Regions from separate parts of the Mus musculus genome. Here all the other regions are linked to region 4. The links are chromatin loops, found by intact Hi-C in ENCODE. Cell type or tissue: gastrocnemius. All regions are shown on one strand. Each heading gives the region's core, and the rest is flanking DNA. Links, peaks and the distances in the headings are about the cores only. Region 1 has its middle 16 kb from the start of Izumo2. Region 2 holds the start of Zfp473 (zinc finger protein 473). Region 3 overlaps Myh14 (myosin, heavy polypeptide 14). Region 4 overlaps Nup62 (nucleoporin 62).

Evidence for each region. A loop is a pair of places that touch in the nucleus more often than their neighbours do. Peaks named below come from ENCODE experiments on the same cell type or tissue, not always from the same donor. Only the 100,000 strongest peaks of a DNase experiment are listed, where the experiment ranks them.
Region 1: it touches region 4 in a loop (6-fold over the local background); 18 of 42 quality-filtered maps call a loop at or near these places.
Region 2: it touches region 4 in a loop (3-fold over the local background); 19 of 42 quality-filtered maps call a loop at or near these places.
Region 3: it touches region 4 in a loop (2.0-fold over the local background); 6 of 42 quality-filtered maps call a loop at or near these places.

Annotation. Positions count from the first base shown.
Region 1 is chr7:44,721,064-44,728,768 of GRCm38, forward strand. No RefSeq gene overlaps it. Among named protein-coding and RNA genes, the nearest start is that of Izumo2, 16 kb to the left of the region's middle. In gastrocnemius, for the core only: a CTCF peak has its summit at 3,426 (motif pointing right); no DNase peak of the experiment used is centred there.
Region 2 is chr7:44,741,301-44,749,005 of GRCm38, forward strand. It overlaps Zfp473 (zinc finger protein 473), which reads right to left and starts at 7,049. Exons shown (of 5, transcript NM_001289836.1): 1 at 6,610-7,049; 2 at 389-565. The coding sequence starts at 448. It overlaps Vrk3 (vaccinia related kinase 3), which reads left to right and starts at 7,329. Exons shown (of 15, transcript NM_133945.1): 1 at 7,329-7,351. In gastrocnemius, for the core only: a CTCF peak has its summit at 4,054; a DNase peak (open chromatin) is centred at 4,005; H3K4me3 peaks cover 439 bases; H3K27ac peaks cover 394 bases.
Region 3 is chr7:44,646,314-44,654,018 of GRCm38, forward strand. Myh14 (myosin, heavy polypeptide 14) reads right to left here. Exons shown (of 42, transcript NM_001271540.1): 9 at 7,643-7,705; 10 at 6,118-6,258. It also overlaps the pseudogene Gm18256. Among named protein-coding and RNA genes, the nearest start is that of 2310016G11Rik, 18 kb to the right of the region's middle. In gastrocnemius, for the core only: a CTCF peak has its summit at 3,911 (motif pointing left); a DNase peak (open chromatin) is centred at 3,902.
Region 4 is chr7:44,820,710-44,828,414 of GRCm38, forward strand. The region is part of intron 1 of Nup62 (nucleoporin 62); the gene reads left to right. All of the region lies in intron 1 of Il4i1b (interleukin 4 induced 1B), which reads left to right. Among named protein-coding and RNA genes, the nearest start is that of Il4i1b, 8.2 kb to the left of the region's middle. In gastrocnemius, for the core only: a CTCF peak has its summit at 4,390 (motif pointing left); a DNase peak (open chromatin) is centred at 4,377; H3K27ac peaks cover 505 bases.

The DNA of each region.
Region 1 (7,705 bases), core at 2,071-4,570, 100 kb before region 4:
AGAAACATGGGAACCAATGTCCCCCGCCTTGTCATCTCCTGACTGGCTGCCACTCTGACTGTCTTGAGTTACTCCAGGAGCTTGGCAGCATCTTAGGCTTGGGGTTCATAACTTTCATGAGTTTCTTTGCTGAGAAGGGTCTTCTGTAGCCCAGTCTCTCTTCAAACTCAATATGTAGTAGAGGATAACCTTGAACGCCTGATCTTCCTTCCTTCCTCCACTTCCCAAGTGCTGGGACGACAAGCATGCACCCCACACCCAGTTTATGCAGTGCTGGTATCGAACCCACGGCTTTCTGTGAGCCAGACAAGCACTCTACCAACTTAGCTACAGATGTGGTTTGGTTTTGGTTTTGGTTTGTTTTGAGTGGCTGTTTGTTTTTGGAGACGGGGTTTTTCTGTGTAGCCCTGGCTGTCCTGGAACTCTCTCTGTAGACCAGGCTGGCCTCGAACTTATAGATCCACCTGCCTCTGCCTCCTGAATGCTGGAATTAAAGGCTCATGCCAACACAGCCCGGTGTGGATTGATTTCTTAACTGTCTTAGATAAACAACCGGTGGCTCCTGTGCTGACAGATAGAAGCTATTTGCTTCTAGATACAAGCACGTGTTGTGCCAGTTGTGCTGAAAATGGAGTAACTCAAGCCAAACCAACTACTTTACAAAATGGAGCAATGCACGGCCAGACACTGCTCGGACAGCCTGTTCTGTTCAGTCTAGTGTCACCCAGGGCGGGCTGGACTGTTCTCCTTGGCCTATGTACTCATTATGCATGGGTATAAAACAACAAAAACCCACCGTTCTCATGACTCTGAGATTTGAATGGTTTACTATAGAAGCCCTTAGAACAGAGAAGAAAAAAAAAAGAGAGAAGGATGGCACAACAGGAAATGGTCAAGGAGGAAGTTGTACAGATTAGCGTAGGAGAGGTGGCGGCAGTATTGAAAACTGGCAGTCCTTGTACTGCCAAATACAATACTTCAGTCAACCAAGGGAGAAGAACGACATTATTCGAAATCAGGGGAGATGGGTCTGTGTTTAAGATTCATAATAGATCACTGCGGACCTTGCTTTGCAGCTTTGTAAAAAAAAATTTTTCTCCCTTCTTGGCCTCTTGGAACCAGGCCATATGTGCAGTATTGTAGTCATATTGTTATCGTGCCCTGTGTCAAGGTTATCCTTGTATTATTCAAACACCGATTTCCTTGTACATGGCCTTGTAATGCTTATCCTAAGACTCTCCTGCCTGCAAGTTGTGTAAACACTGCTCCCCACTTATTCTCTGACTTGTCAATAAAAGCTGATCAGCCAATGGCTGAGCCAAAGAGAGAACAGGGCTAGACTTCTGATCCCAACCAGGGAGCAGGTGTCTTCAAAGGTCAGAAGACTGTGACAGACCCTGTGGTGTTGAAGGTTTAGAGTTGTGAGCCGACCAGTGTGGGTACTAGGATTTGAACTTGGAGTCCTCTTCACCAGCGGTACAGTGCCCTTAACTTCTGCATTGGATCTCTAATGCCTGGTTTTGTAGAGTCCAGTACTTTAGGCTAGGCTGGTCTGGAACTCACTTTGTAACACACACTAGCCTGGAGCTCACTATAAAGCCTAGGCTGACTTCAAAATCACTATGTAATTGACACTGGCCTCCAACTCTCAGCCATCCCCCTGCCTGAGCCTGCTGTGTGCTGAGATTGCAGGCATGCATACCTTGCCTAGCCAGGCTGTAAAAGCCCCTTAGATTCTCTGGCTGCCAGCCTTCTCTCACTCTCACCCAGCCCAGGGAAGTTGTCAGCTGCCTCCCTGGGTTCCCACAGGAATCCCCCTGGGATGTCTGCACCAAAGCTGTGATAATTGCCATGGTGTAATTCTTTAATAACTGTCTGTCTCCCCTTCCCAGACTGTGTTCCCTAGAAGTCCTCATCACGTTATAATTTCAGCACAATTTAATTATCCATTGTTCATGTCCCTGGGAAATTCCCATGAAGTAAGGGTAATGGCAGAGTTCAGTGGGAAAATTGCAGAAGGGAAGAAGAAAGAAAAGAAAAGAAAAAAAACAAAAGAAAAGAAGAGAAGAGAAGAGAAGAGAAAAGAAAAGAAAAAAGAAAAAAGAAAAGAAAAGAAAAGAGGGAAACCCCAAACACCCTTACATTTATCCCAATAAAATGTATTATTGATAGAAAGATCGCCTCCCATGCACAAAACTCTAGGTTCTATCCCCAGCCTGGAATAAGCTGAGAGAGCTGGTGTCCACCTGGAATCGCAGCGCATGGGAGTTGGCTAAGAAAGGTCGGTTCAAGGTCAGGCTAGGGAAATGGCTCAGTCAGTGGAGTCCTTGCCTTGCAAGCTTGAGGATCTGAGTTCCACTCCCAGAACCCACAAAAAGGCTGGATGGTAGAGTGCACCATAGCATGCAGGAAACTCTGGGGCTGGATGGTAGAGTGCACCATAGCATGCAGGAAACTCACTCTGGGGCTGGATAGTAGAGTGCACCATAGCATGCAGGAAACTCACTCTGGGGCTGGATGGTAGAGTGCACCATAGCATGCAGGAAACTCACTCTGGGGCTGGATGGTAGAGTGCACCATAGCATGCAGGAAACTCTGGGCCCAGTGCCTTCTCTGTGTAAATAGGGTGTCTGGCGCAAGCATGTAATTCTTGCACTTGGAAGGCGAAGGAAAGGAGGACCTGCATTTCAAAGTAATCTCAAGTTATGTACAGCGAGTCTGTGAATACTCCAGACCCTGTACACCAGGTCAGCTTTAGAACCAATACAAGTGAGTTTGGGCTCCCTTGGCCGAGGTGACCCCCCCACCCCAGTGAATACTGTCTTCCATGTATGCTGTGAGATTCTTTTACCCTCCACTCCTTAGGGAAGAGCCACAGTGAGGGGGAACTTTTACTGCTGGGAACTGTGGGGAGTTGGGAGGGCAGGGGCAGCATGCTCTGAGATGAGACCTCAGGACAAAGTCTAGCAGACTTCATGTCACCCAGTAAGTGGAGTAGGATATTTGTGTTCATCCCTGAGCCTCATCCCTGGGGCAGGATCTTGGGGTGGCATCAGAGACTGGATCCTGGGGAACACTGGACTTCCTCGTGTATCTTGCACACCGACAGAGGCTTGATAGCATGTGTGTGTCATGCAGCTGTCGTGTGCAATGCTCCACAGCTCAGCTAAGGGTGGATTAGCACCTCACCCATTCACGTAGCGACTGTGAGAGTTTCCAGACAGTGAGTGCCAAGAAGAGGTAGAGCCAGGCATGGTGGTGCACACCTTTAATGCCAGTGCTGAAGGGCAGAGGCAGGAAGATCACTTTGAATCTAGCCAGCCACGGCTATATTGTGAGGCCATTTCCAAAAGGAAAAGAAGAAAAAGAAATAGAAAAAAAAAAAAAAAAAAGTACCTTCTATAGGCCTCCCAGCAGAGGGCAGAAAAGCAGCGGGGAAAGACTCTTCCGATGTGCTGCTGGTTAGATACTGGTTTATCTTCTCCATCGTTGCACACTTGGTGACCTTCAAGGATGTGGTAGGTGGACTTCACTATGAAAGAGTTGGGGCTGCGTGGAGCCTGGCCAGAAGGAGCTGTACCATGAATCAAAATTCCAGAAGCTTCTGGCACGGGGGTGGGGGTGGGGGAGCCCGCCCAGCCTTCCTGGGAAGGCTGGTCCCCTTTCTTACCTGTGTTTGGGACAGTGCCTTGCTCTGTAGCTCCAGGTGGCCGCGAAGCCTTGAATTTCCTGTCTCAGTGTCCCATTGCCAGGATCACAAGCATGTGTCACCGTACCCCTCCTGGACCTGTAACCATCTAACTCCCTGCCCTCCGTGGGCGTTCATAGCTCAGGGCTTTCTGCGCAGGCTTGCAGACTCCCTGCCCGGCCTGTCTTTCTCTCCCTTTTAAAAATAATAACTGGACAGCTAAGGGGACAAATCTGGTATAGCAGTGGCATGCTCACAGGTCCTTCCTGTCTCCATTTCTGTCTCACGCGGATCCCATTACACACCAAGTAAAATCTCATTTCTCTTCCCTTCTTTTATAAAATAAGCAAATTTGGATCTGTAATTTAGGTTTCACACTTGCCTTGTAGATAATGATGTATAACCCCCGTGTTTCATAAAAGAAGCCACTCCCAGCAAAATTAAATGCTACTAATGCTATGTTCATGCTACTAATTATGCTCAGCACCATGTCCCAACTCCAGAGAAGTCAACCTTCATTCTTTGGTATTTCTTATGTGAGCATATTAAATGTGTCATAAAAAAAATAACTGGTCCTTTGCTGTACATATTTCTTTTCAACTGAACTTATCTGTGTTTGTGCACGTGTACATGTGTGTGTCCATATTGTGGGCGTGCATATGTTGTGGTGTTTTGCGTGGCTGTCAGAAGACAACCTCTGAGAGTCCATTCTCTTTCTATCATGTGGGTCCCAGGGAGCTAGGCATAGTGACAAGTGTCTTTACCCAGGGATCCATCTCACTCTCCCTCTTCTTCCCATTTTAATGGCTGGTCCTTGAGGCCTGCATCCTCTCTCTCTGAAGAGAACTCCCCCTGGGCCCACCCTCATCTCAAGCCCCCTTCCTCCCTGCTGACCTCCATGCCTAGTGTCTCTGGCTCCAGCAGTTCTCTGACAATCTAGGTGGCCATTTGGTAGTTAAATCACTCAGTACCCTGAACAAGGTTAGAACAGTCCATTGCATGTGGTGATATTAATACATGGTATGTACTGGGTCAGCAATAATGATCACTATTGTTGCCATAATGAATTTGCCTGGACTCTTTCATATACAGAATCAAAATAGCTTAAGCATTTTTTAAAAAGATTTATTTATTTATTATGAGTACCCTGTAGCTGTCTTCACACACACCAGAAGAGGGTGTCGGATCACATTACAGATGGTTGTGAGCCACCATGTGGTTGCTGGGAACTGAACTCAGGACCTCTGGAAGAGCAGTCGGTGCTCTTAACTACTGAGCCATCTCTCCAGCCCCCTTAAGCAAAGTTTTTTAAAGTTTATTTTTGTTTTTTATTTTTTGCTTTTCAATACAGGGTTTCATTGTGTAGTTCTGGCTGTCCTGGAACTCACTCTGTAGACTAGGCTGGCCTCGAACTCACAGAGACTCGCCTGCCTCTGCCTGCTAAGCTGGAATGAAAAGTGTGCACCACCACAACATGGTACAAAGTTTTATTTTTTTTAAGGTTTTTATTTTTTATTATATGTATGTGTGTGTCTATGTATGGTAATGTGCCCAAGGGTGCAGATACTCAAGAAAGGCAAAACAGGGCACTGGATGCCCTGGGGCTGGAGTTACAGATGGTTGGGAGCCACCCCGACATGAGTGCTGGGAACTGCAGTCGGGTCCTCTGCAAGAACAGTAAGTATATGCTCCTAACTGCCGAGCCATCCCTTCAGCCCTGAGAACTTGCGGCAGTTCACATGGTTACCACCTGCTCAGAGATGTTCTACCTAGCAACCACATATGTAAGTCCCAAAGAAGACTCTAGTTGGCTCCCTTTGCCAAAGCACCCAGGTTCCTAAGCAGACAGGAAATACCATGAACCAATAACTAGTTGAGATTGGGTGGGGTCCAAGATTGAGGAAAACGGACCTCATGTGTTACCTCGTCCCTTCACTGTCCCACTGGGACAGCTGAAGCCAGGCTTCCCTGCCAACAGAGCAGCCTGTGACATTTTCCCATCCAAAAGGGGGACAGTAGCTGCTTGAGTTTTTGGCAGTGATGTTTGGCATCTTTATGTATGCATGAAATTTTTTGGTCAGGTAACTTATGCTCATTATAAAAACATGGTCAGAAACATGAAAGCACCAATCTCTTCTATCTGCATAGCTTAGAGACTCAGTTTCTCCCGAGTGTGTGTCTTCCTGCTCCTCTGTACTGTGTATGCCCGCTTGCCATGAAGTGTAACTGCCAGGTGGGAAAGCCCCTTCCTCACCTCCACGTGGAGACCCTCCATCGATTCCCCACCAGTGTCACGTGCTTCCACATTTTCTATATTCTTCACCCGTAGCTTTTGAACAGATGTAGCTTTATTTTGCTGTAACCACAGCATGGAGACATTCTAACCTCTTCAGTCCACTCCTGGTTGCTGTCTGCAGCACTGGGGCTCAGTGCGGAATGTCAGCTGTCTACATCACTGCTGGTTAGACTTCCGTCTGCTCCCTGTGCTACACATTTCTCACAGTATTCCCAGTTAGGGATGTAATCTTTCTTCTCTCGGGCCCCTCGTTGGGGGAAGTATTCTTCAAAGTCAGATTCTCAGGATCCTTGTTTCCAAGGCAACAGCTTCACCCAGAGTCATCTCCTCTGCCCTGACCTTGAACTCTGGATTCTCCTGTCTCTACTACCAAAAGTGCTGGGGCATTGCAGGTGTGTGCCACTACACCCTGTTCATTTTTCAATGGCTTATTAAATAGAGACTTCCTACCAAGCCAAGAGCTTCTTTACGAAAGGGAATTACTGGCTAATATAGGAAGTCTGCCTTCAGGAGCAGGCAGACGCCGGCGTCTGAAGTTTCTGTCAGTGCTTTGTTCCTCAGCACTGCCTCTTTACTGGCTAGGTCTGTATTTTTAAAAGCAATTCTTATTTATGTGTGTGTATGTGTGTGGGGTGCTATGGAGGTCGGAAGAGGGTTTCCATCCCCTGAAACTGGAGTTCTGGGTGGTTGTGAGCCATCTGATGTGGGTGTTGGGAATTGAACATCTCTCTGGCCCCATAGGTTCATGTTGGGGATAGGATCACTCTTCATGGTGGCAAGGTCACCACCTCCTGATCTAGATTTATGTCCTAGCAATTGGACACTCACCCAGAAAGCATCTCACCCAAACTCCACTTCAAATGCAGCAGGCTTTCCCAGGTTTGTCTATTTACCCACTGTTCTCTGCCCACATGGCCTCCAGTCTGAGACCGGCCTTTCCCTAGCACTCATTTAACCCTTTCCACATCAGCTATGATTTGAATGCGTTCCCCATGTTCCCATTTGGAACCCCACATCCAACATGGCTGATGTGTGGCCTTGAGTAGGCAGGAAGCCTCATGACTCTCCACTCATCAATGGGAGGAGGTGCCATCTATGAACCAGGAAACACATCCTCTCAGATACAAAATCTGCCCAAACCTTATTCTGGCCTTCCACCCTGCACCACTATGGGGAATTGTTCGGTATAAACTACCAAAGGTATGTCAAGTGGAAACTTAAGGGTTCTTTAGAGAGTCACTTCTGTGGGATGGTGCTTTGCTGGGGCAAACACATGAAAGAGTGTTTTCCTGAAGTGGACACTGGTGAAAGGCTAAGGCACACTTGTGAAGGAACGTTTCACTGAAGCAGACACAGGAGAGAGGATGTCCTGCTAAAGCAGGCATCTGAAAGGACACGTGATGACAACAGGCATGTATTGGTTCGCCTTACATTGTATAGTTGAGCTCCATTTGTTGGGACTCCAAGGAGAGAAACACACCAAAAAAACTTCTGATTGTTTGCCGAGGCTTTTTTTGTCACTTCCTTGGACTCGGGCTGATTGAGAGAGTGATGTCAGCTGATTCAGACGCAGGTGCTTGGACAAGACCTCCATGTTTGGAGGGTATAAATAGGACTCTACAGACAGTGCAGGAGGCTGAACTTGGCTTGCTTATAGAGCTAGTTGTGCAATGCTTGTGGATTTCGAGTCTACTAATCTTTGCTTCCCTGAGAGACACAGC
Region 2 (7,705 bases), core at 3,074-5,573, 80 kb before region 4:
ATACCATTACCAAGACAACCTACAAAAGAAAACATTTAACTGGGTTTACTGTTGCAAAGGGTTAGCATCTGTCATGGTGGAGTCCGCTAACATGAGACCACATGAGCACCATTCTCAGTCAAAGGAACTGAGAGGCCTTACATTCAGGAAGTGACACTTGGTTACTTTGGGTGCCATCTGGCTGTCCCTCTGCCCCAGTTATTTCCTGTAAACTAAGAGACTGAAATATAAAGTCTGAATTCAAGGCCATCCTGAGCTACAAAGTGAGATCCTATCTTAAGCCATCCTCCCACCCGCAAAAGACGACTTGTGAGTCACAGAGAGCCCAAACCAAAGGAACGCTGGTTTTCCTTTAGGAGTGATTCAGTTCAAAGAGACGTCAACGTACCTCAGCCACAGCTGGCTGATTCCAGCAACCTCCTTTAAGGTCGTCCTCCTTCCTCTCCATGGTCCCCGCTAGCAGAGCTGCAGAAAGTCTTCCATCCTTCTATGGCTGACTTCCTGTTCATGCTGAATGTGTCTCCAAAATATCACAAGTAGCAGGACAAGTCCCAACATGAGCTTGCTGTAGGGATCAAATGACAATTGTATTTACTGAGATTATCCCATCCCTAAAATTCCATCAAGCTTCAGAACCTGCAAACCAACCTCACAACCATTACACACACACACACACACACACACACACACACACACACACACACACGTATATATCCTGGGATCTGGCAAGGAAGCGCTCCTCAGACCCTTCAATCCTGCTTCCTGTCCAGGCAGCAGCAGCACAGTGCTGATGTACAGGGCAAAGCTAACCATCGTAGTTCATGCCTATGTAAGACCCCCGATGTTGGGCCTCTGCTCAAGTCCCGGGATGAGCTGGCCAGCACCCCAATGACCCGAGAGACAACCACACCTGATGCAAACTGCAAGAGGTTTTATTATCAGCTTGCTGAGGATGAACTCCTCAGGCTGTGCAGGGCAGGGGAGTTCGACCCTGAGTAGTAACAGTAGGGGGCTTTTAACCCCTAGCGGAGGAATTGGGAGGAGTTGGGAGGAGAGTTCTTCTCTGCCCAGTGTCCATGGTAAAATTACAGTTATCACATTTCTGGCTGTAAGGCTCAGAAACAAAAAGGCTTTTTGCTGGCTATAGAGAACAAAGAGCTTCTTTCTGGCTGTATTTTTAGAGATCAGGGAAAACAAGCTTGGGGAACAGCCAGGGGCTTTACCTTCCAGGGAGAAATGCTCTAAGTCGGGGTCTCACACCTTCCCAACTCTAGGAAACTGAGGCAGAAAGACTTCTAGGTTAAAACCACCCAGGAATACATAACAAGACTGTGTTTTAACAATGAAAAGGTGGGTTGGACATTCACCCTAATGCACTTGAGAAGTAAGGCGGGCAGACCTAAATTCAAGACAGGCTGGAACCCCTGCTCATTCCCAGCACAAGCTGAGACCCCATCTGCCCTCCTTCCCTCAACCCTGCCTACAAGAGAAAACTCTCCCATCCTTCAGAGAAAACTCTGGGCTAACACATCATCACCCCTTGCCCACCACCCCAACCCCCACCCCTGTTTCTACTAACCCACCAATAAGTGCCCACCCATTTTGGCCATATATGAACACAATCCCAGCTCCAAGCTGGCACATGGTCTAAGCTCTATAAACCCCCATTGCTTTAACCTGGATATGTGACTTCACTGACCTCTACCTGTGAGATCTGTGAACCCACTCAAGAGCTTTCTCCTAATAAACCTAGCTTTACCTACTTTTAATCTGATCTAATCTGGCCTCTATCTTTGTCACCAAATCTATCAAAGACCAGGCTAGAAAGACATCTTATTGGTTAAGAACACTGTGGCTCTTTCAGAGGACTGGGATTTGGTTTCCAGCACCCATGGGGTGCCTCACATCCATCTAGGAAATTGAATGCCCTCTTCTGACCTTTGTGGGTGTTAGGCATACATTTGGTACACATACATATGCGCAAACAAAACACTCATACAAATCAATTTCAAAAAACAAAAACCCAAATTGAAAAAAAGTAAAAAATTATTGGCAGAAGCAGTATCTAGATGAATGGGTTCAAACAATGTTGCTGGGAGTTTTGATTATATCCTGTAGAATTTAGAGCAGGTGAATTAATCTCTTCATTCTACCTGGACAACTGCTGTTTCTACACTACCTATATTTTCCTTAAGCCATGACCCACAGTAACAAAAACAATGTATGTTTATGGGTTCTCCATTCACAGATCCAGTCAAACTCATTTAAAAAATGGTTTTTATGGTTTTTAAAAATCCTGTTATCTTTCGAGGCTGGAGGCTCAGTAGTTAAGAACACTGGCTGCTATTCCAGAGGACCTGGGGTTCAACTCCCATCACCCACATGGCAGCTTACAACTGTCCGTAACTCTGGTTCCAGGGACTCCTGACACCCTCACACAGACATACATGTAGTCAAATCACCAATGTACATAAAAGAAAACATAAATTCTGTATGTTTCCAACATATACAGGTGCTACTATTTTTAGTATAATAGTTATTTGCATAGCATGTACATTGTACTGGGTATTATAAACTAGATGTTAAGATAAATTTGCACATGGGAGGATCTGCCTGGGTTATATACATAAACTACACTGGTCATGCTGAATAGGTAAAGGCCAAATAGCCAGTTTGGGGCCATACTGGGCCACACCTTTTGGTAGTGGAAAGTGAGAGGTGGATATGAACAAGATACATTGTATATGTCAACATTTCTTTTAGGCTCCACCCCATAGTTACCTGGCAACAGCCAAGTGTGTCTGACTCACTATAAAAGGGGCTGCTTACCCCCTCCTCACTCTTACTGTTTGTCCATTCTCCCCCATTCCCCTGCCCCTATCTCTATGGGTGGGCCTCTACTCATCTACTTACTCTCTACTCTCTCTCTCTTTCTCTGTCTCTACTACCCCCTCAATTCCTCTCCCCATGCCCTAAATAAACTCTATTCTATACTGTACCTGCCTTGTGGCTGGTAACTCATGGGGAAGGGAGCCTCAGCATGGGCCCACAGAGGCACCCCCTCCCCCCACACCATACCTCACCCTACCAAACATATCCCTGGCTTCCCTTTCTTTTTTATAAATCACAGCATTGGTGCCCGAGACTCGGATTTAGAAACTCAGAGGTTCACATCTCCCACTGCCACATGGGCAACCACCGGATCGCTCACTAGACCAATCTACCCAACCTTCGGAGAACTGGGAGCTTCCTCCCCCCACTGGTACGTGTAAACATCTGTCTGTCCCAAGAGAGAGCTGTTGAGCTCGCAGCCACCCTGTCGTGTCCTTGAGGACAAAGACATTCAGTCTTTATGACTAGTCTTCTCGCGGGCCCTTTGTTATAGGACCTCTAATCCTTGGGTAACCCTCTCTCTGTCTTGGAAGCAGTTTTTTGTCGCTGCTGAAAAAAAAAATCCTAAACATAGGTAAACTGTTCTCCCGTGGGCCCGGGGCCCACTCAACCACTAGCTTCCACATGATGACCCGGTAAACTAAGACTTGGATGCCTGCTTGTGTTAGCACCGCATCCCTGGATGCCTCCCGGTCTAATTCACAGGCCAAACTTGGTCTCTGTATTCATTAAGCAGCAGTATCTCTGCATAGCCCCTTAACTGGCACTGTGAAAAAAGCTCTCGCTAGAGATCCATAGGCAATTTCCCTCCTCCCGCATTCTCTTACTACCAGTTCCCAGCCCCGAGAAAAGTGCCCACCTGCACCCCGCCCACATCTCACTCTCACACTCTCTGCTCTGCTGAGCTGCCCCACATCGGCTGCCTAATTATCCTCAGCTCTCTCTTACCCCCTGCCTCAAGTCAGCTCCGCTATTCAGTGCTTCGTGGCACGTGTGCAAGCTCTTTTGCACGGCCTGAGCAGAGTCGCTAGACTAGAACACCTCTTCAGGCCCTAGCTCTCGCCCCCGCCCCACTCACTTGCCGCAACCGCTCCGCCTTCCCACAGCCATCCATCCCGCCCTTCTTGCAGGGACTTTGCTCGGCCACAGCGGCCACCACAGGCCGCCAAGCGAGCTGCACTGTTCCGCTCAGATTCATCTGGATGCCTGTCTCTGCTGTTCTAAGATACTTGAACTGCTGCCTCATCTTTCCTCTCTAGCGCTTTGCTTTTTCTGCCACTCATGGCGCAATAGTTTCAAGGAAGATGGCGCTAAGGCTGAGATTTCTAAACAGTAAAAGGTTAAAGATCACTGCCTTAAATACAGAAATCTGCTAAATATAATAACGTTTAAGTTTATGACAGACAGAGACTTCCAAAGCCTAATAGTGACTCCCCAAGGTCTCCGAGAAGATAATGGACACAGTGACAAGACTGCTGGATTGTGATATGACAACCACTGAGAAGCACCAATCCATTGCCTTGTCCCCTGCCAGGGCCTGGTCTATACTGTGGACAAACAAGATACCCTGAGAGTCAAATGTCTTATAATGCTTAAGTCAAGGTTGGTCATTTCTCATTTCAAACGTATTTACTCTGCAGGAAAAAGTTTTTCATCTTCTGGGCCTGACAGACCGACTCTGCCCAAGTTGCCATGGAGACCACAGGGACCTGGAAACTTTTTGGACTATAGACCAACCTCTGTCATTTTAATTAATACATGACACCTAGATTATAATTTATTCTTCCCAGATTTGACAGCTAAGCTTGATGGCTAGAAAACAGACTTAACTCCTTACTCTAAGGTAATCCACAACTATATTAGCTCATTAGTCAATTTGTTAACTAGCTAAGACTACCAGATCTCTTACCAAAGTCAGACAGGTCTGCCTTGCTCGCAGACTTCATGATAACGATACACAAGTTCCTATGTAACCTTTCACAGGTGTAACCTTCTGCTACTTCCTTATCTAAACTCGCTCTCCAGTGACTAAACGCTTCAGATTTCCTCTCCTTGCTATGCCATTGTCCTAACATTAACCAGTGGAGTTCTTGTAAACCAGCCTAACCCTAATAAAAGACATTCCACTATATGATCCACTTTCATATTCACAAGTTCAAATACAAGTTTCCTTGGTTGTCTTTTAACAATGGACTTAAGGTTGTTTCTCATTTTACTATATATATACATATGTAAATATATATATATACATATATATATATATATATATATATATATATATATATACATATGTAGAAATATATGTACGTACACATTCAGTATCCTAGACAGAAAAAAAAAATCCCTTCTTGCTCCTTCTGCTCCATGAAAAGTTTTTGTCCTCCTTAAGCTCATCTTAAAGACTATTCATGCTGTTAACAAATTTATCTCTTTTATAAACTTACAAACTACAGGAAACCCACTCCAATCTACTTCTTATGGACTAAATAGTCTCCATCCAGGTAAGTACACCTGCCAAGCAATAGCCTACGTTCTCACTGGCTACCTATTCCAGAGGGTGAGATTGCTCTCCTGTTCCTGGGATTGGGACTCCTCTTACCCCAAAGACCTAATTTTTTTTCTCCCAAACGTACTTAACTTTATTCTCTACCTCCTGTGTGTGTGTGTGTGTGTTTCAGCATCTTGCCAAATCCAAGCGTTTACTCAAAATCTACACATAAGACAGCTCCAGAGAAACAACCCATAGATGCTCCAATTTTCTCTTACAGCCACAGATACTTCTACTGGACCTGCTCCTTCTGATCTATCCACAGTTGGTTCCACAGACCCTGAGCAGCAAGGACACAGCCAATTCTCCTAAGACTTCACCAACATCCCCACCCCCATCTTCTTAGGTTTCCCAGAGACACACTGCCCCAATAACAACAGAAAGTTAGCTAAAGATCATGATGACCCTATTTTTTGCTTCACCGTTGCCTCTTTCTAATTTTTCCTTTTTTAAAATTAAACCAAAACAAAGGAATGTTAGCATTTCTTCTACACTCCACTCCACAGTTACCTGGCAAAAGCCAGGTATGCCTGACTCACTATAAAAGGGGCTGCTTGCCCCTCAGTCCCCACACTCTCTTCCTTCTCTGTCCCTTCTTGCCCTATTCCCCTCTCTCTACACGTGTTCATGGCCGGCCTCTACTCCCTCTCCCTACCTTTCTCTGTCTCTACTACCTCTCAACTCCCCTCCCCATGCCCTAAATAAACTCTATTCTACACTATACCCACTGTGGTTGGTACCTCAAGGGGAAGGGATGCCTCAGCATGGGCCCGCAGAGGCACCCCCTTCCCCAGCACCATACCTCGCCCTACCAAACATATCCCTGGCTTCCCTGGCTTTTTAAATAGAACATAACAGTATATATTTGAGATGCTCAAATAATAGATACAAATAATCTTTCCTTTTAAATTTGTTTATGACTGCTTCAAAGTGCTATGTGTGTACACCTAAGTGCCTTTAGAAGCCCAAGAGGGGGTTTGATACCCCGAAACTGAAGCAATAGATGTCTCTGGGCCATTATTGTAGGTATTGGTCGCGAGAGGAAACCCCCGCTTAAGAGCCGGGCCTACGCCCGGCTGTGAGCACTCAAGGGTTCAGCATTCTGTCAGGGCCTCCCACCCCGGCCACAGAGGACTAAGGCCATGGGCGCCTGGGCTTAGTCTCCGTACCTCGGCATGGCTCCGTGTCTCCGTACCTCAGCATGGCTGGCAACCCAAAGAACATATGCTTTCCAGGATCCCAAGAAAACCCAACTCCTCATGAGGAGGGCTCCCTCAGAGTACAGGGGGAAATTCCTCCGAGGAAGTTCCGGTTCCAGAAACTTCTCCTCAAATTTATCCCACCCAGGTAACTCCGCGCCAAATTCCAGGACCCACCACCTGTGGTCTCCACCCACTGAGCCCTCTAGGAAGTAGAGAGGAAACAGATTCATGGCTAAGTGACACCAAGGTTGGATGGCCCACTACCCTGTTATAGGACTACTTTCACCTTCTACACCCCGAAAATTCCATTTGGAGGTGACAGCGGGTTGCCATAGATACAGTTTGAAGGCAAAACTGAGATTACAGAGAGAGCACAGAAGCAAGGAGAGTTTAAAAATGACAACAGGACCTTTGATTGGTGGCTGTCACGTATTTCATCAAGATTGACGTCAGACATGCGCAGTAGAAGGAAAAGCCCGCCCCAGAGAAGGCCGAATAACGGTGAGCAATTAGGGGGATGGACTAATCAGGCGTGTCGCTCAGGCTTCTGGGAAATGGAGTTTCCAGCAGGGCACAGCTTGTCCGGATGCCCTGTATTAGAGGAAATAGGCCGCGTCTGCTCGCTGCTGTCGCACGGCCGGTGGGGGATGCGCGCGCAGCCCCTCCTTCACCCTCCCTCCCCGGAAGTTTCTGCGGGGCAACTGTAAAGGTGAGTCCAAGTTTCTGCTCCGGATCGGAGTGAGAGTCCGGGCCGTGAGAAACCCCGGCGCCCACGGCTTTTTCACAAGTACAGTGATGAGGAGCCGCTCGCCCGGCAGCCTGTGACGTCACTGCCTGAGGAAGGCGGAGGCCGACCAAGGCTGGGGTTCGGGGGCGGGAGTGGGGGGAGCACCCACTTCCTCTGTTTTGCTGGGAAGGTGTTGGGCGGAGCCTGTGAGGAATGTCAGACACTCCGCCTCCGCCTCCACGGGTACCTCGTCACTGGTTTCTTTGGGATTGTGGGGCCCGGTCCAGTCTCTGCTACTTAGGGAAGTGTTAGTCCCACACCTGTGGAATTTAGCCT
Region 3 (7,705 bases), core at 2,666-5,165, 170 kb before region 4:
TTCAAACCTCTCACAAGTACACTAAACACACACGAGCGACACCCTGTAGTATTTTGGGAGCAAAAGATTATTTTCTCTAAACAAGACTTTTTGTACTGAAAACAATTTTTTAAAAATCTTTCTTAGCCTAAAAGACCCATTTATTTTCCTTGGGACATGTAAGAACTGTGCAATAGCCATTTATGGTTTAAAGCAAACATGCCAGATGAACCTGAGGGATGACAGATAGAAAAGAACATATTTTTGCTATGGCTGGTTACCCCAGCTCTTTTTCCCCTTGTGTGTGTGGTTCAAGTGCGCACTGGGAGGCATCTGAGGTCTGAAGCCAACCATATGCTCCTGCCTTGCCCCTCCGATAGGGTTTGTTAATTTTTTTTTAATTAATGAAAATATGTAATATTAATAGCTGACGTTTTTGCTTATTTCCTCACTTTATGAAAGAATTTTTTTAAAAAAAAGAACATTTCTAAAACCAGAGGACAAAAGGGGTTAATGTTACATAAAATTATACACACACACACACACACACACATATATACATGCATACACACATACACATATATATACATACATATATATATATATATATATATATATATATATACCAATTTTTTTCTCTGGGTGCAAAAATGTTCATTCTTTTAAAAACATTAAAAAAATAAAAATAAAAAGCCTCCTTTTTCCACCCCTCAAGTCAACTTTTGTGCTCCAGAAAATTTTCTATTCCATAAGTCTAAGGGTAAAACTTCAAGTATTAAGATAATTTGTACATGTAGAGAAAAAAAATGACTTTTTCATAACATACAGGGGCAGCTGCCAAGTTGATGTATTATAATATTGTGGTTTCTGTTTCCTGAGAGAATTTTTTTGTTATTTTTACATCTAACAAAGGGGTAAAAAATCAAAAAAGAGGGTAAGAAATGACTCCTGGGTGATTTTAACATGCAAATGTCTGCGGTCTCTTCGCTCGCTTTTACTGTGCCCACACACGAACACTTTTTGTAAAACTTGAAAATAGAAAGCAAAAACCCTCAACTGTTGTAAATCATGCAATTAAGGTTGATTACTTACAACTATGAACTTTGGATCACTGTGTAGACTGTTAAATTTGATTTCTTATTACCTATTGTGTGAGACAGACCAAAAAAAAAAGAATGCCAGGGGCTTAAAGAACAGAGGTTGTGCTGCCCCCTTGAGGACACCCGGGGCACTGTGGAGGAGCAGCTCAGCCTGTGTCTAGGGACTATCACCATCCGTGTCACTACTTATCACGGGAGTGTTTTCTATGTGGAGGGGGGTAAACACTGTGTGACCTGGGAAACTGTTGCTATTTTTTCCTTTATTTTTAATTTATGTTGTATAGATTATCTGTGCATCATGTGCACACAATTCCCACAGAGGCAGAGCCCCTGGGACTGGAGTTACAGATGGTTGTGAGCCACCATGTGGATGCTGGGTATCAAACCTGAGCCTTCTGAAAGGGCAGCCAGTGATCCTAAGGGCTGAGCCATCTCTCAGCCCCTGCAGCTGGTTTAACTCAGAGTTCTACCAAAACTTGAGACATTCTGTCCTCTGAGCGCAGGGGTCAACGACAGGCTGTGGCAGCTGTGTTTGTGTCTGTTGTCTCCATGGCACCGTTAAGGAGCAACACCGCGTGCACTGTTCCCACCCCGGCCGCTCCGTCTCCGATGTTTACGCAGTCAACAGACACAGAGTATTTTTCTTTTCCCTGTACCACATCCAATCCAAGCACCTGACCTTCAGCTACAGCTCCAGGAGGTGGACCCAGCTACCTATGATCCCAAGGTGACAGATGGAGAAACTGAGGCAGGTAACTCACAAACTCAGGATCACTCATTCCATAAGCTGGCAGAGGTAGGGTTCCAGCTGAAGTTATGCGAGCTTTCCTGTCAGCCACACAGTAAACGGGAACATGTAAAGACCTGCACACAGCACAGCAAGAGGAACTGGGATCACACTTGTGTGCACACGCACAAGCACCCTCGCACAAGTACACACTCAGTCACTGTGACGGTGCACGCTTATCATCCCAGCAATCAGGAGATGGAAGCAGGAGGATTGTTGTTCAAGACCAGCCTGGACAACAGACTCTGTCTCAACAACAAAAAGCAATCCAAGGTAGGTGACATGGTTCGGCTGGAGAAGGGGCTTGCCACCAAGCCTGAGTGCGTGAGCTCATTTTCCAGCACCTGCAGTGTAGAAGGAGAGAAACAACTTCCCAAAGCTGTCCCCACCTCCAAGTACATATGCATGCATATGTTAGTGCTAAAGAAATAAATGTGGAAAAGAAGAAAACAACAACAACAACAACAACAAAAACCCCAGATATTTAAACATAAGCCCGGTATTCAGAGATAGAATTTGCTGAATGGAGGCTGGAGAGATGGCTCAGTGGCTAAGAGGACTGGCTGCCACCCTTATAGGGGACCAGGGTTCAAATTTCACTACCCACATGGTGACTCACAATTCCAGGCGAACTGGCATCCTTGGGCACACACATGCAGGCAAACCATCCATACAAATACGATAAATAAATCAAAGACGTAAAAAAAAAAAAAAAATTGCTGAGTCTCAGTCTGGTCCTTAGCTTCCCCAGCGGGGGCAGTGGGAAGGGGCTGGACTCACTGGTCTCTCATTTGACACTCTTAGAGTGAGGGGTAGGGCAGAGACAGGAGTTTCAGGAACGCTGAGAGCTCTGCAGCTGACAGGAGCCACTTCAGACAAGATCCTGGGTCCCGGAGCTGAGGCCTGGAGTGCTAAGAGCGCGAGACAGAGATCACTGCTGCTCAATGAGTGCTGGAAAGGCCTGTGTTAGGCAGCTGACACTCTGGGGGCCTCCCAGGACCAAGGCTGGGAGATCCGTCTGTACAACTGGCAAAAATGGGGTGCCATTGGGATCAGGCGGAGCAGGGTTGGGCACCAAGCTCAGCTAACCTGGGGGTGACAGCCAGGTCTGCAGAAAACGGGGCCTGAGTTCACCTCTGTGGCGGAAGCGCAGCTGTGGGTCTTTGTGGTTGCCCCATCCATTGTGGGTAAAAATAAATACAACAGAATAATTTATAGTCAGTGTGTGGTCACTCTGACCCTGAGTTGACCCTGTGATCAACTCCAGGGGCCGCCTCCAAAATGAAATGCAGCTGAGTACAGTGGTTCATATCTGTAGTTCCAAAAATTGGAAGGCTGAGGCAAGAGGACTGTCATGAGTTCAAGATTCTTTTTTTTTTGTTTGTTTGTTTGTTTTGTTTGTTTGTTTGGTTGGTTTTTTTGTTTTTGTTTTTTCGAGACAGGGTTTCTCTGTATAGCTGGGGCTGTCCTGGAACTCACTTTGTAGACCAGGCTGGCCTCGAACTCAGAAATCCGCCTGCCTCTGCCTCCTGAGTGCTGGTATTAAAGGTGCACGCCACCACGCCTGGCTCATGAGTTCAAGATTCTTACTCATAGGAGAGACTCTCAGGTTCCCTGTGCCTGCTAACTGTTCAGCTTCCCAGCCTGGCATTCACAGTACCAAGGGTTAGCAGAGAAAGATACAAAGTGAGGTGACAGACACACAGAGGTCCTCTCTTGTTGGGTCCCAAATGCTGTCTGCCCCAGGCTGCCTTCGGGCACGTCCATCTGCATTTCTGGCTGAGGGTTATGGGGTCCACCACCTCTCTGCCATCTCCTGAGGGGAGATGGGACCCAGGCAAGACTTCCTGACCTTTTGTCTCATCTTTGATATGAAACAGAGTCTATGCAAAGATGTTGGGCTCTAGACCATACAAGTGGAGCACAAGGAGGCTGTCACATGATCCCATCTGCCTGCCACTCCAACAAAAATATACAAAACTTCTTAGATGGAGGGCACGCAAGCCCAGAGCTAAGAAGTGGAGAACTGGCGCCACCTTGTGGATGGTGGCGAGGTAGGTCCTCTGCAGCCAAAACCAACCAAGGTGTGTTAGGGTATGGCTGTTTTAGGGTATGCTTGGAATCTCCCAGTGAAGGGCTGAGTTCGCTGCTCAGTGATAGTGCACCTGCCCATCAGTCACATCTCAGCACCAAAATAAATTAATGAGTTAAGTTAAATGTGTATGGGTGGACACTGAAAGTCTAGAGCCAGGCTCTGGAGTCTTGGGATGAAGATGACCACACATGGTCCTCTCTGGAAGGTGTTAGTGTAGCTGAAGTTGTGGTGGCCCAAAAATCAGGCTGAAAGCACATTCAAACTCTGAAAATTGAGTACTGAACCCGGTACACACAGGCTCCCAATAGGAGGGTACCATGGGCCATCTGGTATCAAGAGGCTGGGCTGATGATCATGGCCAGGTTCTGTATTGCTAGTTGCCTGGTGGGAAAGACTAGCAGTCCGGGGAATTACAAAACCATAGTTAAGAAATCTAGCCATGGCTGTAGGTGTGGCCATGAGTGGGTACACTGAGGTACATTGAGGTGCTCAGCACTCTAGATTGAGCCCTGAAGGCAACATGAGCTCCCGAGGAGAATCAAATTGTGAGGTGGAGCCCAGCTGATGCACATACACCTAGAGGTCTCTGTCTGAGAGCCCAGTGCACCCAAAAAGGAAGATACCAAAACCTCTCAAAAGATGCTGTGGTCCAGCTGGGTAAAGGGGCCAGTGCTTGCCATCGTCATACTCTGGAGGCTGAGAAAGGAAAACTGCTATAAGCTTGGGGCTTTCCTTAGCTACACAGCCAGATCCTGGCCAGTCTGGGCTCCAGTATGAGACTCTTTCTAAAACAAACAAAATCATCACCATCACCATCATCATAATCGAAAGGATTGTAAATGTAGTTCAGTTGGTGGAGAACCTGACTAGCAATGCGTGAGGTTCTAGGTTCCATCCCCAACACCACATAAACCAGGCATGGTGCACACCTGTCACGCCAGCACTCAGGAGGTAGGAACGGAGGCAGGAGAATTAGGAATTCAAGTGATCCTTGGTGACATAGGGAGTTTATGGGCAGCAAGTGGCCCTGTCTCAGTTTCTGATCTACTTTGCTTTCTGCTGCTGTGGTGAGACCTTCTAACCAAAAGCACCTTAGCGGGAGAAAGGGTTTACTTGGCACACACTTCCAGGGCTCAGTTCATCACTGAGGTGAGGGCAGAAACTCAAACAGGAAAAGGAACAAAAACCATAGATAAATGCTGCTTAATGCTTTGCTCTCCAGCTCGAAACACCTACCTAGGAGTGGCACCACCCACAATGGACTGGGTCCTCCGACATTAATTATCAACAAGACGATCCCCTACAGACATGCACACAGGCCAATCTGACACACAAGACTTCAGCTGACATCCCTCTTCCTGGGTTGATAATAGAAACTGACCAGAACACGCCAGCCCTTGCCAACCTGACACACGTCACTGTTAAGCCATCACTTCCTGTCCTGTTTGTCCCCAAGAGCTCTTCTTACTATCGCAATATAAAATGTCAAATGAAGTTCAAAGAAGACCCAACTCACTCCTGAAGCGTCAAGTTCTCCAACACACACTTCCCCTGCCCCAGGGCCTTTGCACAGCCACCCCAGAATGCTCTTCCTACTGTCCTCACCCCAGGCCTCTATCCAAGCACCTTTTCTCCCAGGTACCCTCGTCTGGCCTCCTGTGTGGAGCTGTACTCCAACTCCAACCCCTCTGGTTCCCTGCACTGCACCCACCCCCACTCCCCATACTCTGACCAGGTTCCTATCACTTATGTGGCTGGTTGATCTCACGTCTGTAGTGTCCGTGAGGTGAGGAGGGGAGATCTGCCCACCTCCTCCCCAGAAGAGCTCCAGCCTTTTATATACAGCAGTATCAAGAAATACTTAGACAGTAGGCTGGGAGGTGGATCAGTTCAATTGAAGACGAAAAGATGGCTCAGTCAGTAATTGTGCTTATGTACACATACAAGATGGCCTGAGTTTAATCCTCAGAACCAACAAAGCATCTACAAGCCATCTCCTGACACACACACTCACTCACACTCTTACACGCACATACTTGCACTCACACTGCAACACATTCATGGGCACAGCTCACACACACTTGCACACTCACACTCAAACACTCACTCTCAAAGACAACCCCATTCCCAGGTAGGAGTGGCCCAGGCTCACTCACCAGTGATCTCTTCTGGGAGGAGGCCCAGCACACGCAGGGACTCCAGGGTCTCCTGGAATAACTCACGCTCCTGGCCCGGGGACGATGAGGGCCCATTGGTCAGGAAGCGATAATGGGAACAGGGCTCCAGAAGGAGGTCAGCTGTGGACAGAGGGAGTGCTAGGGTCAGCTGTGTCATGACAGTACCTGAGGTCTGTCACTGAGGGCTGGGCTGGGTGGGCCTGGAGCAGGCAGGCTGGAGAAGGTGCTGGAGAAGATGGCAGAGCCAGCACCTGGAGACACACATGCTGCCAGAAGCCACAGAGTTGGAACCAGGGTGTCAGGGGACCAACATAGGAGTCAGGAGGGACATAAAAAGCTGTGGACAGCCGGGCAGTGGTGGCTCATGCCTTTAATCCCAGCACTTGGGATGCAGAGGCAGGCGGATTTCTGGGTTTGAGGCCAGCCTGGTCTACAAAGTGAGTTCCAGGACAGCCAGGGCTATACAGAGGGCTATACCCTGTCTCAAAAAACCAAAATAATAATAATAATATTAATAATAAATAAATAAATAAAAGCTGTGGGCAGAAGGAAGAGGAATAAGGAGCTACAAAGTCAGACACGGTGGCTCGCTTGCTATTATTCTAGCACTTAGGAGCCTGAGGTAGTAGGGTGCTGGGAGTTCCAGACTAGTCTGGGCTACATAGCAAGGTCTTGTCTAAAAAAGAGAGGAGGGCTAGAGATATGGCTCAACAGTTGAGAACACTGACTGCTCTTCCAGAGGCCCTGAGTTCAATTCCAGCAACCACATGATGGCTCACAACCATCTGTAATGGGATCGGATGCCCTGTTCTGATGTGTCTGAAGACAACAATAGTACTCACATATATAAAATAAATAAATCTTAAAAAGAAAAAAAAATGAGGAGACAAGAGAGGGCACAACCTCTGGCATAGCCTCCGAGCCGGCAGGGACCGCAACAGAAGGCAGCTTGCAGGCGCAACAGCACACAGTAAGGTCAACTGGAAGCATGGAATTGCGAGAGGCCACAACAAGGCAGAGCCACCATAGGGCCAGGAGGAACAGGGGTGCAGGAACAGAGCAGATGCCGCAGGCAGGAGCGAAAGCCAGAAGGCAGCTGGAAGCAGAGGGTAGAAAGCAGAGCTTGGGCTGGAGAGATGGCTCAGCGGTTAAGAGCACTGACTGCTCTTCCGAAGGTCCTGAGTTCAAATCCCAGCAACCACATGGTGGCTCACAACCATCCGTAAGGAGATCTGACTCCCTCTTCTGGAGTGTCTGAGGACAGCTACAGTGAACTTACATATAATAAATAAATCTTTAAAAAAAATAAAAAAAGCAGGGCTTGGGACACGACAGGAGCCCAGAGCTGCGCAGCTCTGCTACTGCGCTCTTCCCACACATCATAGGGATGGCAGGACTGGGCACAACGACTCTGTTCTGGGGATGGCGAGGGTGTGGAGAGTGGGAGATCTTATGTTTCTCAACCACCCCAGGGCAAAGCAGGCTGGGAAAGAGTGACACTGACCTTTTAGCTGCTCCCCAGCGCCCCCTAGCAGCTGGTAGAAGATATGGAAGCTGCATTCATCCT
Region 4 (7,705 bases), core at 3,183-5,682:
GGGTTAGTGGTGAAAGGGCACAGGCATCAGGACTGAGCTGTTACAAAGGGTCAGGAGGACTTGCTGAGCACCCCGACCACACCTAAAAGGGATTGCAGATTGGGCTGGGCAGCTGCTGACTGGAAAGGCGATGTCTAGATTTTGTCTGAAATTCAAGTTTGAACTATGAATGAGTACATCTTGTTTCTTTGTGCACAACTACTTAACAAACTGAGACACCAACAACACCTCTAGGAACCCTAGCATTTATGTACCCTCTGAAAAGTCCCCAAAATTCTAAACATGCAATCAGAATCTGCAGCTGTCAGAATCAAGCCCCTGCTAGAGCATGAGGGCAAATCATAGCTGCTGTGGACAGTCTGAAGCAGCCCCGTGTCCTACACCTGGAATTAAAATGAAAACATTTTTTATAGTATTTCTGCGTTTTTTTTTAAGGAAACCAAAATTCTCGTACACCCAACAATTTGTGTCCAGCCCCTTGGAGCTTTAATGTGGGTGGTTTGGAGTCTGTATTCTCTCTGGCTGCACCTCAGCAGGGCTACAAACATAGCCATTGGGCACAGGAGATGCTCTCTGTTCCTACTAAGTTGTATTTGGGAGTGACACCTAAGTAGGACATGGGAGTGATTGGGATGTCTTCTGAAACTAGGATTGAGAGGCTAGAGGTATCTTCTGGTGGGTGGAGTGGAAGTGGGGGGAAGAATGCCTTGTAGGAGAGGTTCAGCAGACAGCTACTGAAGTTCTCTTGACTTCAGTGGAACGATAGCAAGTTTCTACCTCATTTGCTAGGAGATAATCAAGCAGATAAGGTGCCTAGACTAGTGGCACAGGCTTATAACCCTGGCATTTGGAGATGGAGACAAGGTTTGGAAGTTCACTGCCAGCTGGAGTGACTTAGAGGCCCTGACAACTTTGAAACTCTGGGTCAAAAATAAAAATTTTAAAGGGCCTGAGGGTATGGCTTAGTTCAGTGATAGGGTCCTCTTGGTGTGCAAGGCACTGGTTCTTGCAGAACTGCAGGAAGAGAGCAAGGGAGGCCACAGCCTGCTATCACCTCTGTTCCCCACAGAAACCATATCATATAGCCTAGGTGAGCCTTGCCCTCAAGAGAAGGGCCAAAAAAGTGCACGGTGACAGTGTGTCCTCTGGACACACTGGTGCCTCCTGGTGTTCAATCAGAAGAGCCTGGCCTGCCCAGCAGTGGTGTTTGGTGTTTGTACAGAGCTGTGTGGTGATGTGCTGCCTCTGCTCTAACAGTCCAGTCATTACCACCCTCTACAGTTCCTCATCCCATTCCTTCTCCACCCACTCACCCCCAACCCCCACCCCCGTCTCCCAAGAGGATGTTCCCACTCCTCCCTTTTTAAATTCTTTTCTTTTTCTTTTTTAAAAGGGTTTATCTTGTATACCATGTTCTCTCTGCGTATAAGCCTGAAGGCCAGAAGAGGGCACCAGGTCATATTATAAATGGTTGTGAGCTGCCATGTGGTTGCTGAGAATTGAACTCAGGTCCTCTGGAAGAGCAGTCACAGCTCTTAACCGCTGAGCCATCTCTCCAGCCCCACTTACTTATTTCGAAACAGGGTCTTAAGCCGGGCAGTGGTGGCACTTGGGAGGCAGAGGCAGGTGGATTTCTAAGTTCGAGGCCAGCCTGGTCTACAGAGTGAGTTCCAGGACAGCCAGGGCTATAGAGAAACCCTGTCTTGGGGGAAAAAAAAAAAGAAAGGAAGGAAGGAAGGAAGAAAGAAAGAAAGAAGCTGGCCTCAGACTTTTTGATCCTCCTGCCTCCTAAGTGCTGGAATTACATGTGTATATCACTAAGACAGGCTTCCTTATCTTTTTTTTTTTTTTTTTTTTATTTATTTATTTATTTTATTAATGTAAGTACACTGTAGCTGTCTTCAGACACTCCAGAAGAGGGAGTCAGATCTTGTTACAGATGGTTGTGAGCCACCATGTGGTTGCTGGGATTTGAACTCCTGACCTTCGGAAGAGCAGTCGGGTGCTCTTACCCACTGAGCCATCTCACCAGCCCCCCTTCCTTATCTTTTTGAGGCTGACTGACAGTCCATGGATGGATGTTTGTTTGGCCCTTCATTGTTTTTGATGAACTGATGGTCATTGGTTGGGATGTTTTTATCCTATTTGGGCTGGTGTTACCGTTCTGGGGTGGGGTACTGGGGTCTGGGCTCTTCATTGAAAGAAACTGACTTCTAGGCACTTCCAGATTTGCTGCCTGGAAAGTGCCTAGGCACTTCCAGTGGCTGCCACACCCTACAGCACCAATTCATCTCTTCTCTGGCCACCCTAATGGGTGTGTAGTGGAGCCTCTTTGTGATCCAGCTTGGATTTTCTGGACGATGGTGGTGATAAGCCTCCCCAAGGAGCAGTCCTTTCTTAAAATGATACTGTGACCTGAGGCCACCACCCCTTCCCACCCTGAGTAGGTAGCTTCTCCATATGTCCTTAACAATGGGCCTCTAGTAGATTCCCTGGACCCTTCCCTAACAATCTCTTGGGGAAGCCTGACACTACCTCCTGGGGCTTCTGGTACTATCATAAGCAGAGCTTGATGTTGTCTGGTGTATTGTCCTGTGTAATTCACTTGTGTCTGCCTCTGTTGGCACTAAAGAACAGGTAGTTAGCTGGAGGAGTTGGTTTATTTTGCTTGGGAAAACCTTCCCTACTGGGTGGCATCTGAGGTCTGAAGTACTTTGATTGCAAGAGACAGACTTGGTGGGTCAATGCCTTTATCACGTTTAACATTGAATGCTGTAGGCTGAGCTTGTGCCTTGCTGTTTTTGTCGGCCACACGGGTATGTTCTGCTTACTGAGGTGGGTGCTGAATGGCAGCTCATGTTTATTAATGTTGTTTTGGTATAGTGGGTGTGGAAGTTCTGGCGCCTCCTCTGGTGGGTGAGGATATATATCTGAGACGCTGATAACTAACGCAGAAGAGTGCAGATGCTGGTCCTTGGGAGCTAACATGGGAGTAGCTTCCTCCACATACATGCCCCTGGAAACAACTGGCTTCCCAACTCTGTTGGAGGGGATATAATGCTTGTGACTTTAGCTCGAGCCACTGTGTCATGTAGCAATATTCTGTCTCAAAAAGGTACGTACATCTTAGAACCCTACTTGAGCTACATGGATGTTGTGCCAAGTTCATCATCCTAGCCCACTGCAAGACTCTACCTCAAAAACCCTTTCTTTAACCCTCTGTGCTGTAGGCTCCCAGTTGAAGATGAGCTGGTTAGGTTTTTGCAGGTGTTACCTGTTTGTCACCTGAGCTGGTGGAGGCCCTAGGGAGTAAGAAAGGATGTAATTGCTAATTAGCTGTGGGCTGATTTCTGAGGTAAAGAAATCACTGGAGGTAGGAGGGAGAAGGCTGAGAACCTGCAGGTACAGTCATCAGACACACAGGGGCAGGATTTAGTCAGTGTCTTTGAAAGGCTCATGCCCTTCCTCTACCAAGGGAGAGACTATCCCTGCTTCAAACGTTGTCTTCTTCCTCTTACTATTTTACTTCAGATAAGTCATTGAGTTATCAGCGAGGAGTGGTAGGGGAGTGGATTAGCCACATGGAGGTTAGGAAGTGGCCCAGCCATTAAGCTGATTAAAGCAAATCAAAATATAAAGGTTGTGTGTGTCTTTCATTCAGGAACCCAGAACATTAAGGTGGGTAGGGAGAAACATGCCACCAGGATTTATTTAGTTCTTTAATACAATTCACTTTTGGATTCTCTTAGCTATTCTTTCCTTTGACATATGGGGCAAAGAAATATGGTGACCACTATGTGCCTGCTGCTAGGGAGTGATGAAACAAAGGAAGTAGTAGCTCTCCTTCCCCACTTCCAGAACTCAAACCAACCTTGTTTGCTTTGCACTGGAGGAAGTGTGGACCTGATTTGTTCCCTAAGAGCTAGAGGGGTTTCTTCCATGAGAGAAGCTGCTGTGGCACTGTGGGGGGGAGGGGTTGGGGTGTGGCTGAGCTTCCCAGGAATCAGGTTCCCCCCTTTCTTTCTTGCTCTGCCTTCTCTTCCTCTTGCCTCTCCGGTGGTCTTCCATCCTACAGCAGCCCCTTTTCTACAGACTTTAATTTTGTCTCCGTGGTTAGCAGCCCACTCACAAAAGCAGAAGAGCAAGTGCCCTATTTTGTTTTGTTTAAGACAGATCATATAGTGAGGCTGGTCTCAAGTTCATCGTGTAGCTGACAGTCCTTGAACCTCCTATTCAGCCTTCTGAGTGCTGCAGTTACGAGCATGTGTTACCATGTTCATCTTGTGGAGTTCTTAAAACAACTACCTCACACCAGAAGGTTCCCTCAGAGCTAGCTGATACCCAATCCTTCCCTGGTTCTGCATTGTCATAGCACCACCTGGTGGCCGTTGACTGTATACTAGGGACAAAACCAGTGAGGATACAGAAGAGGTCACAAGCCAGAAAGGGGCCTTGGGTCCAAGTGGATCATCCAGAGCCATCTCCATCTTAAGTCCATTTTATGTCTGTCAAGCCCTTTAGCCACATAAGACACACCCTACCTTTGTTTTTCCCCAGTGTCCTAAAATATGCTGGTTATATCTGTTGCTTTATTGAGCTCAGCAGTGCTAGTACCACAGCAGGTGCTCAGCTTTTATGTGGATGATGTCCAAGTGGAATTTGTTTGCACTCTGCCACTTGGTGATTCTCTGCCTTGTAGTCATCTCTAGCTCAGGGTGGTGTTCGATGTGAAAAGTAGTCCAGTGGTGACAGAGTGCTGAGGTATTGGCAGGCTGGCTGTGACCAGGGCACATGGATGATCAAGAAGTAGGAAGGACTTTCTACTACTGTCCAGGCTCTCACATCAGAAATCCCAGCAGTAGGGAGGCAGGAGCAAGGTGCGGCTGAGAAAACTAACCAAGAGATGGATGGAAGGACATCACAGCCTGGGTGACTCCTGTGTCCATGGCATGTGGCCTCAGTGTGGATGTCTAGCCCACATGCCATGTTGCAAGCCTGTTACTGTCTGCTTTCTCACCCATAGGCTCTCCTAGGTGCCTCTCCTGTGGTGAAGATAGAAGGGCTATAGCTAACCTGGTCTACAGCTGAAGAGCTCCCAGGCTTAGGGAGTCATCACTTATTTGCTGGATCAGATCCTGCCTTGTGGTTATCTCTGTCCCAGAGTTCAGTTAAAGCTTCTGACTTAGTTCATCACCAACCTTACTCCCAGCTCCTTGCCTCCAGCTTCTTCTGCATTTAGCTCCCTACTTGTCAGTCCCCTGTGGCTGTTTCAGCAAAGAGTCTGAGCCACCACAGTGTAGTGGTACACTGGAGAGGCAGGGGACAGGCAGATAGTCTTCTGAGCTAGTGTACAGTGTATGTAGTTCTAGGCTATATGATGAGAACTTTTTTTTTTTTAAGTCTGGGTTGTTGGCATGGTGGTTGTGGCTATGCCAGCATAGTCTCCTCAGTGTTTGGCAGGACTCTTATCTCCAGACTCTCCGTCCCCAACTCTGGGTGGCTGGATAGTTTCATGGCCTAGAGCTGCACTGCCACAGGTCCTCAACTGTCATCTGAGTTGGTGACTTTCCACAGTGGGTATCATCACAACATCCCTTGATATCATGGAAGCTTGATTTTTTTTTTTTTTTAAGAATTCTCAGCTCCAATTTATTAATAGCAAAAGTTTTCCACTGAGTACTAAAAATTGAGGTATGAAGTGTAGCTGATTGGATGATTGAGCAGCTAACTTATCCAGTTAAAGTGCTCACCAGTGAGGAAGTCTCTATCATGCCAGAGTTGTCTGAGTGCTGAACAGGGCTTCAGTGGACCTACTGTGACCTTTTGAGATTGAAATAATTTTCCCCTGAAGTTCTTGTAAGCTTAACATTGCTAGACCACAGGAAGGAGGTGGCCAGAGAAAACAGGTCTGAAGAGGCTGGCACAGTATGGGGAGAGGGAGGACACCAGGCACTTGGCTTCTCGGTTGGGCCATTGATGATTCTTCATAGAAGACATTGGGAAACAGGCGCTGTGAGCTTGCAGACTCACATAAGTAAGAAAGGCAAGGCCAGAGGTCAGAGCAAGCCTTAGCTGCCTTCAGCGAAGGAAAATGGAATCTGACTTTGTTCCCTCCTAAGACCCATCACCCTTCTGTGTATTGTCCACAGACTCATCTTTCCCAGGGTATCTAGGGCCAGGACTTGGTGTTGTCCCCACAGTGGAACAGAGCCTGCTGCCCAGAAGCCTCTGGACTACTGATGTGTGGCTCTCGTCACAGCCCAGTGACTCATTGAGCGGGGGACACAAACTAAATTCATAGTAAATCTGAGGTTAGCCACACCCTGGTCTTAGGAAATTCACAGCTGAGTATTGGCATTACCCTGCAAACCACCTTCTTAACCCTGAAAATGCCAAAGGGACAGGGAGTACCCCAAATCATGTCCTCATTTCAGCAAGCACCCTTTGCTGGGGCAAGGGCTGAGCTCAGAGAGGCTAACGTTCTTGTTAATATTGAAGGAAGGACAGGGTCATATCTGCTATATTCCATATCAGTGTTTATTTCTTCTGGTTGTCACAAGCTTAAGGCCTCAGAACAGCAGACATGAGAGGGTGTGACAACCTGTGGTTGTGATACCTATGTTTGAAAGATTGGTACAAAAAAGATTGCAAGGGTGAACGAAGCCTGCATGAGCTTCATACTGAGACCCTGTGCCAAAGAATAGAATATCAGTAGCTGGGGAGATAGCTTAGTCAATAAAGTACTTACCATACAAGCATGAAGTCCCCAGCACGCACATGAAAAATCTGGACATAGTGGCCAATGCCATAATCTTGATGCAGGAGAGGTGTAGTCGGTGTGTTCCCGGGGCTTTCTGGTCAGCCAGCCTGTCTAGCTTAGTTGGTGAGTTACAGGTCCCAGTGAATGACTCCATCTCAAAAGATAATGTAGATAATAACTGAAAAGACACAAGGACTACCTATACACAGGGGGTATACAGTGAGGAAGCCCACCAGTATTGCTTCTTCACTATGGAATGAGCCTATCGGCAGTGCACCCCACAGAAGGGATGCATCATCCCACCCCATCACCTCAAGAAGTCCAAATAGAGGGTTATACTGCTCTGAAGGGTACATTCTGATACATTCTCTTTCCACATGGAGTACTGTGTGGGCTAGTCAGCTTTGCATCTTGGTCTCATTGTTCCACACCAGTATAGGGAAAGTGCCCGGTGACTCCATCAGGTCCACTGAACTTACTCCTGTCTCACCACCTGCTAGCTTGTGGTCCTGGGAAGATGATGCAGTGCTCCCTGTCACCTTCCTCACCATATAAGCTATGGGGAAAGTACCTGGACATCTCTGCCTGGAGTGGCTTCAGTCAAAACTTCTAGAAGTCTAGTGTTCTTAATGGGATGGACTATGGCTGCTCTTGGCTTATGGAGTGCTTGGTCTCTTTTCCCTTTGTCCCTCCCAACCACTACTGATTTTCACCTAGAGGAAAACCCCAAGTAATATCTGATTAGCTGGCCTGGGTCTCTACTTATCCCTAAGCACTGGGCTCTCATGCCCAACCTTCTGTCCTGGTTCTATCTCATTAGAGTGCCTTCTTGTGAACTGCCTCGGAGCTGCGCGTGCCCAGGAGCACTCAACTCCCATTGGTTTACTGGAATTGGTCAGGTTAGCAAAGGAAACAGCAGGGCTGCTGCCAGCTCTGCATCCAGCC